Linked DNA regions of Homo sapiens: regions 1 and 2 are each linked to region 3. Evidence: chromatin contacts called from ENCODE Hi-C or POLR2A ChIA-PET data. All regions are on one chromosome and are shown on one strand. Each heading gives the region's core, a stretch centred on a gene start or an enhancer-like site at or near the end of the contact. The rest is flanking DNA. Distances are from core to core; before and after follow the strand shown.

The links. Hi-C counts contacts between places; a loop is a spot of excess contacts on that map. ChIA-PET counts read pairs that join two places held with the same protein, here RNA polymerase II (POLR2A). Pooled maps may share reads with other maps.
Region 1: a pooled map shows a loop between it and region 3 (6-fold over the local background). The contact joins the promoter of STK10 here to the promoter of ERGIC1 in region 3. A Hi-C loop is called at or near these places in 6 of 37 single-sample maps with no recorded cell type and 9 of 50 pooled maps. POLR2A ChIA-PET finds 5 or more read pairs at or near these places in 1 of 52 experiments (T-cell).
Region 2: a loop to region 3 is called in a pooled map, with 13 times the contacts of the local background. The contact joins the promoter of FBXW11 here to the promoter of ERGIC1 in region 3. A Hi-C loop is called at or near these places in 2 of 37 single-sample maps with no recorded cell type and 9 of 50 pooled maps. POLR2A ChIA-PET finds 5 or more read pairs at or near these places in 1 of 52 experiments (OCI-LY7).

Annotation. Positions count from the first base shown.
Region 1 is chr5:172,186,017-172,190,783 of GRCh38, reverse strand. STK10 (serine/threonine kinase 10) reads left to right here and starts at 2,560. Exons shown (of 19, transcript NM_005990.4): 1 at 2,560-2,897. The coding sequence starts at 2,742. RefSeq lists enhancers at 1,800-2,575, 3,628-3,707, 4,368-4,417, 4,688-4,737 and silencers at 2,248-2,607, 2,908-2,957, 3,088-3,167.
Region 2 is chr5:172,005,338-172,009,628 of GRCh38, reverse strand. It overlaps FBXW11 (F-box and WD repeat domain containing 11), which reads left to right and starts at 2,991. Exons shown (of 14, transcript NM_001378974.1): 1 at 2,991-3,171. The coding sequence starts at 3,127. RefSeq lists enhancers at 597-1,224, 2,667-2,936, 2,480-3,107, 3,707-3,826 and silencers at 2,967-3,246, 3,257-3,366.
Region 3 is chr5:172,831,507-172,835,994 of GRCh38, reverse strand. It overlaps ERGIC1 (endoplasmic reticulum-golgi intermediate compartment 1), which reads right to left and starts at 1,744. Exons shown (of 10, transcript NM_001031711.3): 1 at 1,562-1,744. The coding sequence starts at 1,581. RefSeq lists enhancers at 1-5, 302-511, 6-998 and silencers at 982-1,061, 1,072-1,121, 1,492-1,891.

The sequences.
Region 1 (4,767 bases), core at 1,311-3,810, 650 kb after region 3:
ATATTTCTTTCTTGCACCAATTTTTTTTTTTTCTTTTCTTTTTTTTTTTGAGACGGAGTCTTGCTCTGTTGCTCAGGCTAGATGGAGTGCAATGGTACGATCTCGGCTCACTGCAACCTCCATCTTCTGGGTTCAAGTGATTCTTCTGCCTCAGCCTCCCAAGTAGCTTGGGTTACAGGCGTGCACCACCCCGCCCGGCTAAGTTTTGTATTTTTCGTAGAGCTGGGGTTTTGCCATGTTGGCCAGGCTGGTCTTGAACTCCTAACCTCAGGTGATCCACCCAGCTTGGCCTCCCAAAATGCTGGGATTACAGGTGTGAGCCACCGTGCCCGACCCTTTTTTTCTTTTTCTTTGACTAGTCTTGTCTATTAGTTATTTCAAAGAAGTAGCTTTGATTCTATTGAACCTCAATGTATTTCTTACAATGCTATTGAGGTATAATTTACACATAAAATTCATCCATTTACAAAAATGAAAGTTTAAAATTCAATTATTTTTGGCAAATTTACCAAATTATGAAATTGTCACCATTGTGCAGTTTTAGGACATTTTCATCACCCCAATTAGACTGTTTATTGTTCATGTACAGTTAATTCCCATTTCACACCCAGCTCCAGGCAACCATTAATCTACTTTCTGTCTGTATGGATTTGCCTTTTCCAGACATTTCATATAAATGGAAATTTATAGAACACAGGGCCTTTTGTGTCTGGCTTCTTTGACTTAGTGTTATTGAATGAATGAACCTCTCCGTTTTTCTTTCCCTTCCTTCCTCCCTCCCTCCCTTCCTTCCTTCCCTCCCTCCCTCCCTCTTTCTCTCTCCTTCTCTTCCTTTCCTTTTTCTTTCTCTCTTTCTTCCTTTCCTTTCCCTTTCTCTTTCTTTCTTTCTCTCTTTCTCTCTTTCCTTTCTCTCTTTCTTCCTTTCCTTTCCCTTTCTCTTTCTTTCTTTCTCTCTTTCTCTCTTTCCTTTCTCTCTCTCTTTCTCTCGCTTGCTTGCTTTTCTGGAGCTCTCAGAGCTGGTCAGAGCCCTCCAGGCCTACAGCTTTCGTGGAGTCAGAGCCTTCATCTCCTAGTATGGAAGCAACCCTCTTGGTCTCCCCACCCGCTTCGTACAGTTGGCCAAATGGTCTGAAACAAATGAAAGACCTGCCTTTCAGCATGTTTTGGGAGGTTCAGACAGCGCCTGACTCAATGAGAACGGTCAGCGACGAGCGGCGTTTCCTTCTTTTAAAGACCCTCTACAATTCCAGGCACTCCTGCAGCTGTGGAAACATTCCGAACGGCTTAGCAACCAGGACACCCTCTGCGCCGACCACTACCAGCATCGCAGGCTTCTTGAGCTGGCTTTCCCAGTGGAAAACCATGCTTGGTGTTTGCACACTGTTCAAAGGATGTTTTCGAACAAAGCACCGAGGAAGGGGCGAAAACACCTCAACACAGCCGTTCTCTGGGGTTGGAGCTATTGAACTGTGACATTTGCGAAGACTCAACTTGTTTATGACACGGTCCAAATAATAACCCTTGCAGACTGCCCGCCCCCCCCCCCCACCCCCAGCACTCTCCTTAGATTCAGGTAAAAGCATGTTATAACCGTCTATAGGACAAACAGGCAACAGTAGCAGTGAAGTGACTCAAGTAGCCAGGATCGAGAATGAAGGTGCTCAAAGAAGACTTTAGTTTGATCTGTATGTAGTGCGCTCATCTTTTTTGAAACTAGGAAATTAAAAATTAGAATAAAGTTTTTATTTAATATGCAAATACATCCGCAAACCCATCAGGAAACATAAGAGAAATCAGTGCCAAAGGAGCTCTTTCTCCCAGCCCTCTAATCCTGGCAGGTTTGTGGATCGTGGACGGGGAGCCCCTGGAAAGGACCGCGCCGGGAAGCCGGGCCCTGCAGGGACTGGCCGCGGCTGCACCGGCGTTGCCCGTCGCACACTAGGAGGCAGCACCGCGCCGAGGAACCCGCAGCAGACGGGCAGCCAGCGTGTGTGCCTGGGGCGAGTGCCCTCGCCTGCCGGCGTCCCCATCGGAAAAGTGGGGGCGAGGGCAGCCTAGCGGAATAGCTGCGGGAGGATTAAATGAACGAGTGCAGGTTCACCTTCTGGGCGCTGACAACGATCCGTGGGCTCTCGCGAAATGCCAAGTCGCCGTCCCGCTTGCTCCCATAAAAGTTTTGGGAGCCACGCGGCGCGGCGGGCGGGCTCCTGAGTCCATGAGCGGTCCCACCGAGCGGTCCCCGAAGCTTCCCCAAAGCCCAGCCCGCGGCTCGCGGAGCGTGGTGTGGGGGGACTACAGTTTCCAGAGTGCCCTGCGGCGACGGGCGGAGCCGGGGAGCGCCCGCAGCCAATTAGGGGGTCCCGGGGCTCTGCCGGGGAGCGGCGGGTGGAGCCGGGCCGGTGGGCGGGCGCGGGGACGGTCCCCTGGAACGGGTCCGAGGCTCTCGCAGGCAGGGCTGGGCCGGGCAGGAGCTGCGAGGCCGGCACAAGGGAGGCGGCCCTGGGGACCTGACAGGGCGGGGGCGGGGGCGGGCACGCCGCCGCCTGCGCGGTTCCGGGTGCTCCCGGCGCGGCGCTGCCCAGGGCACACTTGACCGAGGTCGGGCTGCGGGGAAAGGCGGGTCTGGGGAGAACCCCGAGAGACGCGGCGTCCTCCAACTCCTCCTCCTTCTCCTCGCGGCCGCCGAAGCCACAGCCCGAGCCCGAGCCCGAGCCCGAGCCGGCGCCACCGCGCCCCCGGCCATGGCTTTTGCCAATTTCCGCCGCATCCTGCGCCTGTCTACCTTCGAGAAGAGAAAGTCCCGCGAATATGAGCACGTCCGCCGCGACCTGGACCCCAACGAGGTGTGGGAGATCGTGGGCGAGCTGGGCGACGGCGCCTTCGGCAAGGTTTACAAGGTGAGGGCGCTGAGGTGGGTGGCCGGACGCGCGTCGAGGGGCTCCGGAAGGAAGGGATGCCTGAGCCGGACCCGGCCAGCCTGGCTCCGGCTCCGAGGGCTGCCCGGCGCTGAATTCGGGGTCCCTGGCCCTCATCCCGATGACTCTTGTTTTTTGGGGGGAACATCACTCGGCCCGGCCGAGTCCCTGCGCTCTGGGCGCCCCCTCCGGGCACGGTTGCCGCCCCCACCCTAGCCCTGTTTCGGAGCACTTCCTGTGTGTCCTGCACTGCGCTCGGCGCCGCACGGGGAGACAAAGGGGCGTTGACAGGACCTCAGCATCCGAGAGGGCCACTCGAGGGACCTTCCAGGGACGTTCCGTAAAACGGCGATACGGGCACACTTTTTTTTTTAAGAGAGACCACAGATGCTGTGGGAATATCGAGGCGATGTGGACCGAGAAACTCGGCTGCGCTTGGACGGGTTGGGAGCTAGGGACACATCTGAAGATGAGCCAGAGACAGGGAAGTGGGGTGGGCGAGGGGTGGCCCATGGACTGAGAGGTGGGGCTTGGAAAGGTGGGTTGGGGCTGGTCAGAGGGGGAGGTCAGGATCTGGTGAATGCTGAGCCTGGGGGAACAGATTTGATTCCGTCGGTCTGAGTCACAGCTGGGGAGTCTCCCAGCCTGCAGTCACCTCTCCCCTAGAGGAAGACGCGGCAGAGAGCTTTTGTGGAGTGGGTGGGGCAGAGCTGATTGAGTCTAGAGAAGTGTGGCAGCAGGACGTTGGTTTCTGCTCCTGGGAGCTAATTCTGAGGTGGTGAGTTGTTTTAGGGAGCCAACACCTACAGCTTGACTCCCCCCTTTCCCCTAAGAAAATTTTTACTGGGAGACGCCCACTTGTTAAATTGGTGTATACCTCCAGGAGAGCACCTCTCTTCTAAGCCACTATCCTCCTCCTTGGGGCTCCTGTAGCTTGTAGGGCACTCTGACCCTAGGATTGCCGTTCTATGAGGCTGGACCACAGAGAAGGCTTCTCCAGGCCTTCTCCTCTGACTTGGAAGTGGTCTATCGCCTAGTTACCGAAGTAGTTCCTAGATGACCGGTGTTATAATAGCATCATTTGGGAGCTTGTCAGAAGTGAACAATCTCATGCCCAGCCCCGACCTGCTGAATTAGAGTCTACGTTTTAATAAGATCCCAGGTGATTCCTAAGCAAATAGGTTTGAGAAGTACTGCCCTAGAGGCTTGGAGTGGTGGCGTTTTTTCTTTTTTCTTTTCTTTTTTTTGAGACAGGGTTTCCCTCTGTTGCTCAGTCTGGAGTGCAGTGGCCCGATCTCGGCTCACTGCAACCTCTGCCTCCTGGGCTCAAGCAATTCTCCTGCCTCAGCCTTCGGAGTAGCTAGGTCTACAGGTGCACACCACAGCCCGGCTAATTTTTGTATTTTTTGTAGACTTGGGGTTTCGCCACGTAGCCCAGGCTTGTCATGAACTCCTGAGCTCATGAAATCAGCTCGTTTCAGCCTCCCAAAGTGTTGGGATTACAGCGGTGAGCCACCCTGCCTGACCTGGAGCGGTGGCAATTTTGAGACCAACCAGGCCCACTCAGTGTCTTTTTTTATTTTTATTTTTTGTGAGACGGAGTCTCACTCTATTGCCCAAGCTGGAGTGCGGTGGTTTGATCTCGGCCCTCACTGCAACCTCCACTTCCTGGGTTCAAGCAATTCTCCTACCTCAGCCTCCCAAGTAGCTGGGATTGCAGGCACACACCACCATGCCTGGCTAATTTTTGTTTTTTTAGTAGAGACGGGGTTTCACCATGTTGTCTAAGCTGGTCTCGAACTCCTGACCTCAGTTGATCCACCCACCTCGGCCTCCCAAAGTGTTGGGATTA
Region 2 (4,291 bases), core at 1,742-4,241, 830 kb after region 3:
AAGGCAGCATACAATTTTCTTTTTTTTTTTTTGTAGATCATGGTGCAGCCACAGAGATGGTAGCCCCTCCCTATGCTCCCAGGTATACGATTTTAATAAAAGGACAGAAACCTTGATTTATCTCCACTACAGTTCCAATGCCAGGGGATGCAAACTCAAATATCTATACAGGTTAGGGATGCAACTTAAATGAGTGAAGCATGCAGATACAAGGCAAAAAGGAGTGATGGCAACTGTGGAAAACCATAGAATATATGCTTAAATAAAGGTAGTTGCTATTTAACCCCTGCATATTGTTGCCATGTAGATCTAATTGTCAGATATTCTAATTTTTCAAGAAAAGCTGGAAATTCAGATTTTGAAAACCTGAACATCAAATTTTAAAAACAGTAAAAAAGACGGTATAGGACAAACATATGTATGTGCCGGGTCGGCGGGGGGAGGGTCACATCCAGCTTGTGACTCCTACCCCATGCCTGTTTTTATGCCCCTGTACAATCCTTTCCCACACTGACTATGGGTGTGGCCATACTACTAGTTTTGGCCAACGGGACATTACCAAGTGTGGTGCATACCAGAGGTTTGATAAGCATTTGTTCACTGGGGCTTGTCCTTTCTCAAGTCACTATGCAGACGTTTGAATGATAAAAAGCCACAGGGAGGAGAGGCCCTAGAAGATGAAAAGTCATTTTGAATGAGTTCCCAGCTGATTGCATGTGGGCCCCGGCTGAGCCCGGGTCAGCCCACACAATTGTAAAATCATAATAAACCATTGTTATTCTAAGCTACTAAGTCTTCGGAGGTTTGTTGTGTTGCAACAGGTAACTGAAATAGAGGTCATATCTAATCCCTTTGTTTTACTAATGAATGTCCTAAGGGCCATAGTGGAACGGACCTGGTGAAATTCAGATAGCATGACAGTGGTAAGAACTTTCCAATTCTGTGCTCTTCCTATTGCTTTTCTTTCAATTCCCTTGGTGAAAAGCACCAGGTAAGGACTATGAAACTTCAAAGTCTACCTGCAGGGAACTTATACTGTGTCCTGAATGCATGCAAATTACTGTAACTTGGTCCTTGGTAATGGAAAGATTTCTAGGTCATCCAGCCTCTTTGACTTTATAGGTGCAGAGAATGCAAAAACACTTTGAGAAAGTGAAAAGCAGCCTCTGATATCTGGAAGCTGGCCTGGTACAATCAGCCATGCCATGATGTTACTAGACCACAGCCTGGCCCTTATAGCTAGGCTTTGTGTTTTCCTGTAGAACAAAAACAATTCCAAAGAACATCAACATCAGACGAGGTCATTCTGTGACCATGATAGATCCAGACAAATACAAGACCACTCTATAATCAGGTCTAAACACGATAAAAAGATAAAACCTGATGATTGTCCAAACCACAAAAAATGACTCAACATCCCCACTTGGCTAATATGAGGGAGCTGCTGCTGCACTTTTTTTTTTTTTTTTCGTTTTTGAGACAAGGTCTGGCTCTATCACTCAGGGTACAGTGGAGTGGTGCGATCTCCATTCACTGAAACCTCCACTTCCTGGGCTCAAGCGATCGTCCCACCTCTGCCTCCCAAGTAACTGAGATGACAGGCGCGCACCACCAGGCCCGGTTCATTTTTGTATTTTTTGTAGAGAAGAGTTTCGCCATGTTGCCCAGGCTGGTCTGGAACTCCTGCGCTCAAGCAATTCGCCTGCCTCGGTTTACCAAAGTGCTGGGATTACAGGCGTGAGCCACTGCGCCCGGCCAGGCTGCTGTTTCTTTATCTGCACAGCTTTAGCCTCAATCTAGAATTCCCTTCCTCTAGATAAGATGAACTGAGATGCTCAATCATGGAACGACCCTCTCTTCCTGACAGTATCTAATCCAGTGAAGCTCTCACTTCCTTAAACCCTCTCCCAAATCACTAACAACTCTTACCGAGAGGCCCTATCGTTCCTCAATGTGTGTTCTCAGTCACTGCAACTAGTAATAAACCCAGCTTGTTCAACGATCCGTGTCTTCCTGGTGGGATTTGGTTAGAGGGCACGGACAGACCTAAGTTACACAGAGTTGGAGGCTGAGTTCACTAGAAGGAGTCTCCGCTTGTGTGTTCCTTCTTAGCCACTCTTTTGGTTAGTGTCTGTCGTCCCTCCACCAGAATTAAGCTCCATGAGAACAGGAGCCTTGTCTGTCATGTTCAGAGCTGATTCTCAGCGCCTAGAACGGTACGCAGCGGAAGCTGGATGCTTAAAAAATAACCATTTTCTGAACGAATGAATGAGGGGCTCGATATACGCACGTCCCCTTTAATCTCGCAGCTCCTCGCAGATCGTGTGACATACAGACAGCACCACAGCACATTTCCCAAAACCCCGTCTTTCCCGAAGAAATCTCGAAACTCTCACTCCTGGGATGCCCATCCTCTCAGAGCCTCTTCCCCAGGCCGAGCTTCTCTCACTCGCTGGCCCCTTCCCACACCTGAGCCCCAGGTCTATACACCTTCCTAACGCACCTAGAACCCACCTGTCTCCACCATCTGCCCCTACCATCAGACACTGCCGGACGGGCCGCGCAGCTACCTAGGCGTCTAGGGAGCACTGCGGCATGGACCGCGCATGTGCGGAAATGGGTCGCATACGCAGGACCTCCGACAAGTGAGGAGTTGCCTCGGAGTTTCCGTCCCGGTCTGGGCAGCCTTGGGCTGCCAGGAAGTCAAGAGAAGCTAGCCGGAAGGACAACCCGGGCGCACGGCTTTCTGGGACACGTAGTCGTGGCGCTCTCGAGGCCCTGCCATGAGCAAGCTCTTAACTCTTCAGGTCTGCACGTCCTACGCCCACCGTCCAGTGCTACTCTCAGCTCGGAGTTCAGCTTCGGGCTGCCAAGAGCCAGCAACCTGGTGTCAGAGGCTCGGTCCCACAACGCTCTGCGGGCCGCGGCGCCTGCTGGGAGGTGTAGTCCCCGATCTGCGTACTGCGTTCGCCGAGGGGGAGGGCGGAGCTGCCGGCGGCCCGGGCGGGCTGGCAGCTAGAGTGGGTGCGATAGCCGCCTCCGCCTCTGCCGCCTCCGCCGTCGCCTCCTCCGCCCGGGCCGTTCGCTGCTGCGCGGGGAGAGCGAGGCGGGGCCGCCGGGGCCGCCATGGAGCCCGACTCGGTGATTGAGGACAAGACCATCGAGCTCATGGTGAGTGCGGCCCGCTGGACCGTCTGTGCTTCCGTCCGTCCGGCCCCGGGCGGGCCTGCCCACCTCAACGTCCGGTGCGAGGCCGGCTCTGGCCCTTCCCAGACGCCTCGACCCAGACCCGGGCCCCCAGCCTTCCCTGGCCTCGGACCTGGCGCGGGCTCCTCTGATCCCTCGACATCTCCGGCCGGTCCTGGCCCGGCCCCCTCCATGCCCCTCGCTTCTCCCCCTCCCCCTGGTCCCGTCTCCGGTCCCAGCTCTCGGACGACCCTCGCTCGTTTATGCTGTAGACTTAGGTCGCACTCGCTCTAGCACCCCATTCTCCTTCTTTTAGAAAGGGATTTTTTTTTCTTTCCTCTGTTTCGGCCCAGGCCCGCACCGCGCTTGCAAGCCCCACTCAGGCCGAGTGAGATGGTGGGAAGGAGTACGGAGATGGGTTGGGGCCGCCTGGGCCTCCGCGTCCTAGGAGAGGTCTCAGCACCCACTCCCCAGCCTAGGTCTGTGTGGATGCCAGGATAGGCCCTACAGAGCTGGGGGGGCAGGGAGCTTTCGGGTTTGAGGCTGTGGCGGATAAGGAGGCCTCTTTCCCGGGCCCTTGTGGTGTCCGGCTTCTCGGACAAAGGGTTTCCTACCCGGCGGAGAGGGATGTTTGCATAGCAAGGGCCCAGGTACTCTGGATTCCATCCTCCAGGAAAGAGAAGGCGCAACTTCACGTTTTCCAGAGCTGCTTTGGGAAATTGGAGATGACTGGGGAGGGAGCCATCCTCATCACTGCCGCGAGGTCTTTCTTCTCAGAAAGAAAAAAAAAAGAGGGGAATCCTTGGCCCCCGGGGGAAGCGACCACTCTTCTGTTAGAAACCACTGGCAGCCAGGCCAGACTCCCGGTCCGTGGACACCCTCCACCCTCCTCCGAAGCTTTAGGATTTGAAACCAGAAGGGGTTTTTAGGAACAGGACAGTGAGAGAGTGGCTAGAAGTGAAGAATTTGCTAATTGATGGATGATTTGGTGGAAGAAATAAAATATGGCAGATATTACCTGCCAACGTGAACATGAGGGAAATCAAATTGGGCTCTGGAGAGCTGGGAAGAGGAAGTCTGCATCAGCAAATGGACATGTCCAGGA
Region 3 (4,488 bases), core at 495-2,994:
CGAATCCCTATGGTTGGCCTGGGTAAGGGGAGGCTTTGTGGAACCAGAAATTGATGTGCCGACCACAGCTCTTATGGCCCAGACTTAACTGATGCTATTAGGACTGACCTTGAATTCCACCAGAGGGGCTGTCCTTGTTCAAAACTGCCTAGGTCTGCTAGCCTCAGGGCTGCCCGGCAGGGGCAAGAAGCCGGCAAACATTTGCTAGCTGGTATCAGGGACCCGGACAGGCTGGAAAACCATGTCAACCAATCAAGAGGTCCAAGACCAGTGTCCTCTTTGGGCCTAAACCCCAATATATCCCATGCTATGGGGGTCATGGCAGGCTAAGGGCCTTTCTCTCTGGGTAGACTGTCACTTTACACTGCCTTCACATGCAAGAAGAGGGGAAGAAATACCTCCTGTGGCACAGGCATCTGAATCACTATTTTGTGGATGTGGAAAACCCCTCCTGGAGAACACCCCCCATCCACTAATGCCCTATTTCTGAGCTCTAAATCATGCCAGACTCTGCTAAGGGTGTTTCACGCACTCAGTCGTCACAAGCGGAGACCTTATTTTTAGCCCCAATTTGCAGGTGGTGAAACTGAGGGCGCTCGGAGACTTGCTGAGGTCAGCCAGCCGAGCGGCGACAGGGAGTTCTGAACCCAGAGCCTTTGCCCCTAACTTCTAGAATATACCGAGCTGTTCAGTAGAAAGGGCAGAGCCAGGATTCTAATCCAGCTCCTCCCTGCATTAAAGCCCTGCTCTTTTCCCAGCCAGACACCAAGTGTGGCTGCCTCAGGCCAGGACATCCCCTGGGGCTCCACACCTCAAGGGAACCTCTGGTGGAGATCTCTTCCCCCGCAGGCTTCCAGAATGCCCCATGCAACCTAGACCATGAGGCAGCTGGACCCCACAAAGGACCCATTGTGGTGACTGCAGAAAGCCAAGGCCAGACCCCGGTGGCCCTTCTGCAGAGTCCTGCCCAAGGCGCCTCCTCCCCTTCCCATGGTGCCCCCATACCCAGCGGACAGGGCTGGGGCTGAGGGAGGGAGGGGCGGGGGCAGGCCTCCCGATCTGCCCGGCCTGGGGGAGCCTCAGGCTATAGAAACTTAAAACCCTCCAGCTGCCGGCAGGCTGCATGGGGCCCCAGGCCCCTCCGGACTCATTCCAGGTGCCCTGCCCCACCTGTCAGCTGAGGTGGGGTCCACCAAGGAGGCTCAGTAGAGGGAGGAGAGGGATGCTGGGGTGTTATGGGCTGTTCCCATCTGGGAGGAGGGAGGAAATGTTTCCTAGTGTGGGGGAGGGGAATGCAAGGTATCCGGGCAGGCTGGGGAGGGGGCTCGGCGGAGGGAAGGTGGGTGGATTTGTCTCCCGCTGCACGAGGGGGCCTCCGCGGCTCTGGCTGGCTTCGTGTGCGGCAGGGGGGGGGCTCGCCTGGGGTCCCTAGGGGCCTGCGGAGGCATGCACAGGGCGGGGAGCCGCTTTTGCATGCAGGGCGGGAGGGGTCCGCGGCGTGCCGGGGCGCTCCCTCTGCCCGCTGAGGGAACTCCCGACTGGCCGGGGTCGCCACACTCACCTCCTGAAGTCAAAGGGCATCGTGCCGCCGCCGGGGGTGGGAGCGCTGCAGGCCAGGCGGGCCGCGGCGCCGCGTGGGTCCGAGCCCGCTGCCAACGCCTCCTCCGGCCGCCCCGCCCCCGCCGGCCGCCCCCCTGACACTCGCCACTCGCCACTCGCCACTCGCCTCCCGCTGCCGGGAAGTGACGCTCCGCGCAGCCCATTGGGCGCCGCCCGCCCGGCCGCCCCTTCCGCCACCCGGTTAAAGGGGCCCGCGGGCAGGCAGGGAAGGGGCGGAGAGTCGAGGCTGTCGGAAGGGAAGGGAGTCCCCCAAAGACTCCAGTACTCATTCCTTCAAGCCTCCCACTTAGATTTCCTTCTCCATCTCTTTGGATGCCCTCGGACAAATTCTCTGCTTCTCCGAGCCCAGTTTTTTGCATTTGTAAACAGTTTCACTGAACTGTGATTGAGTTGGGGGCGGGGGGCGGGGTGATACAGACTTTGGCCGTGCACAGCGTCTAGCTCTGAGTGAGGGCCTAATACTGTGGGGGAAGGGAAGAGGTCGGCCATCCTAGGCTGTTAAGGTGGACTCACCTCTGCCCCTGCCGTGTCTCTCTGGGAAAGCCACTGGGCTTCTCAGAGCGCCCCCCCCCCGCCCCGCCCCTTTTGCATATCTGCACAAAGAGGACGATGACACCTACTTGAGGGGGTTTTCCTGGGGATCAGCTGAGAAACAGGAGACTGGCTTAGCACAGTGCCAGGCACCTGAAACTATTGAGGCTGGCAGTGGCTGTCCCTGCTTCCATCTGCCCCTGTCGTTCACTCCAGTGGGCATTCACAGAGCATCTGCTCTGAACCAGGTCCATCGAGAACATGCAGGGTTGTGGCAGAGGCAGATGGGACCTGCACTGTGACTTGGCCAACGTGGACTGTGCCGATTGTCTCCTTCTTAGAGCCTCAGTTTCCTCCTCAGGAATACAGAGCAGCTGCCTCCGTGACTGCTGGATTAGAGGAGATGGTAGTTGAGGTCACACAAGACCTGAGTAGGGGAAACTCACTCTGAACTTCCCCGAGGTTCTGTCACTGGCCCTTTCTCCAAGGTTGTGGTGGGACAGGGCTTCAAAAAACCCAGGGGAGAATGGTGAGGGCTCGGGTTCCAAAAGCAGAGTCAATGGACAGTTTCCCCCTGTGTAAATAGAGGGGAACAGCAGTGCTGGTTCCTCCGGGAGGATTCAGAAGGGACAACACTAGCACGGGGTCTGGGGTAGGGTGACGTGGTGAACCAAAGCCTTCCCCTAGAGCATATGCCGGGACCTGACCTCTGCGTTCCCTTTTCATTCATTCACTCATTCATTCATTCATTCATTCAGTGTCAGTGGTCTGACACTGTTGGGGGAGAAAAGGAAATCTCAGCCTGAACTGGAAACCTAGGGACAGCAGGGAGAGTTAAGGGATCTTGAGCAGCCACTGCTTCCAAACAGCCATTCGTTGGCCCTGTGTGGGAGGAAACATGCAATGATGGATCTTTGACCTCGAATCCTCCCTCCTCAAACTGTGGTCCACAGACCAGCCACATGGCCATCACAGGACAGACTCTTGTCCCCAGGCCAGACCTACTGAATCAAGTGTGCATTTGGGATGATATCCAAGGTCAGCAAATGCCTGGCACAGAGTAAATGCAAGACAGGGTTGACTATCATTGCTCTTTTCGAGTGGGGATAGAGCTCCCAACTTTTGGCTGGGCATGTGGGTGCTCACAGTGAAAGTTGCATTTCCCCAGCTTCCTTTGTAGCTAGATGTGGCATTGAGAAGTAAAGGGAAGTGTCTTGTGGGGCATCTGGGATAGTTGGTATGTCTGCTTTACCCTCTGTGTCCCTTTCTCCATCTGGCTGCCAGGAATGTAGGCGTCACCATCCTGGACCATAAGGTGGAGGCCACCACAGAGCAGAGCAACAAGACAAAAAGAGCCTAAGTTCCTGCCGGGCACAGTGGCTCACACCTGTAATTGCAGCACTTTGGGAGGCCGAGGTGGGCGGATCACCTGAGGTCAGGAGTTCGAGACCAGCCTGACCAACATGTGGTGAAACCCTGTCTCTACTAAAAATACAAAAATTAGCCGGGCGTGGTGCCACACGCCTGTAATCCCAGCTACTCAGGAGGCTGAGGCAGGAGAATCGCCTGAACCTGGGAGGCAGAGGTTGCAGTGAGCCCAGATCACACCACTGCCCTCCAGCCTGTGCGACAGAGTGAGACTCTGTCTCAAAAAAAAAAAAAAAAAACCTGAGTTCCTGTCTCTAAGTGGCAAAATACCTGTCCTCAAACACCTGCCCAAGAGAAACAAACATCTATCTTATTTAAGCTATTGTTATTCTGTATTTTCAGACACTTACACCTAAACCCAATGCTGATACACCTATGCAGCCTGGCTAGCTACTTGACTGCCCCAATGCTCATGGACTAGGCCAGTCCCCTATTACATAATCGCATGGTACCTTGTAGGTTTCCTTGGGAGAACTGGGCATGACGTGTGATTAGGTTATTATTAATTCGCTAGTAACTACTACCCCATCTGAGTGAAAGTTCCCTGAGAGGGGCCTGTCGGGGGGTAGGGGGCTAGGGGAGGGATAGCATTAGGAGAAATACCTAATGTAGATGACGGGTTGATGGGTACACAAACAATGATGCCATACACAAATGGCACGTGTATGCCTGTGTGACAAAACTGCACGTTCTGCACATGTATCCCAGAACCTAAAGTATAATTTAAAAAAAAAAAGGAAAGTTCCCTGAGACAAGGTGGTATCACCATCATATCCTAGCATCCAGCCAGACCCTGCACATGCTGGGGATGCACTAACTATGCGTTGAAGTTTGAATAGAGGCTTCCCAGGGAGGCAGGCCTTCCCACGGAGGCAGGCCTTACCAACAGAACAGCGGATGGGAGGGGAG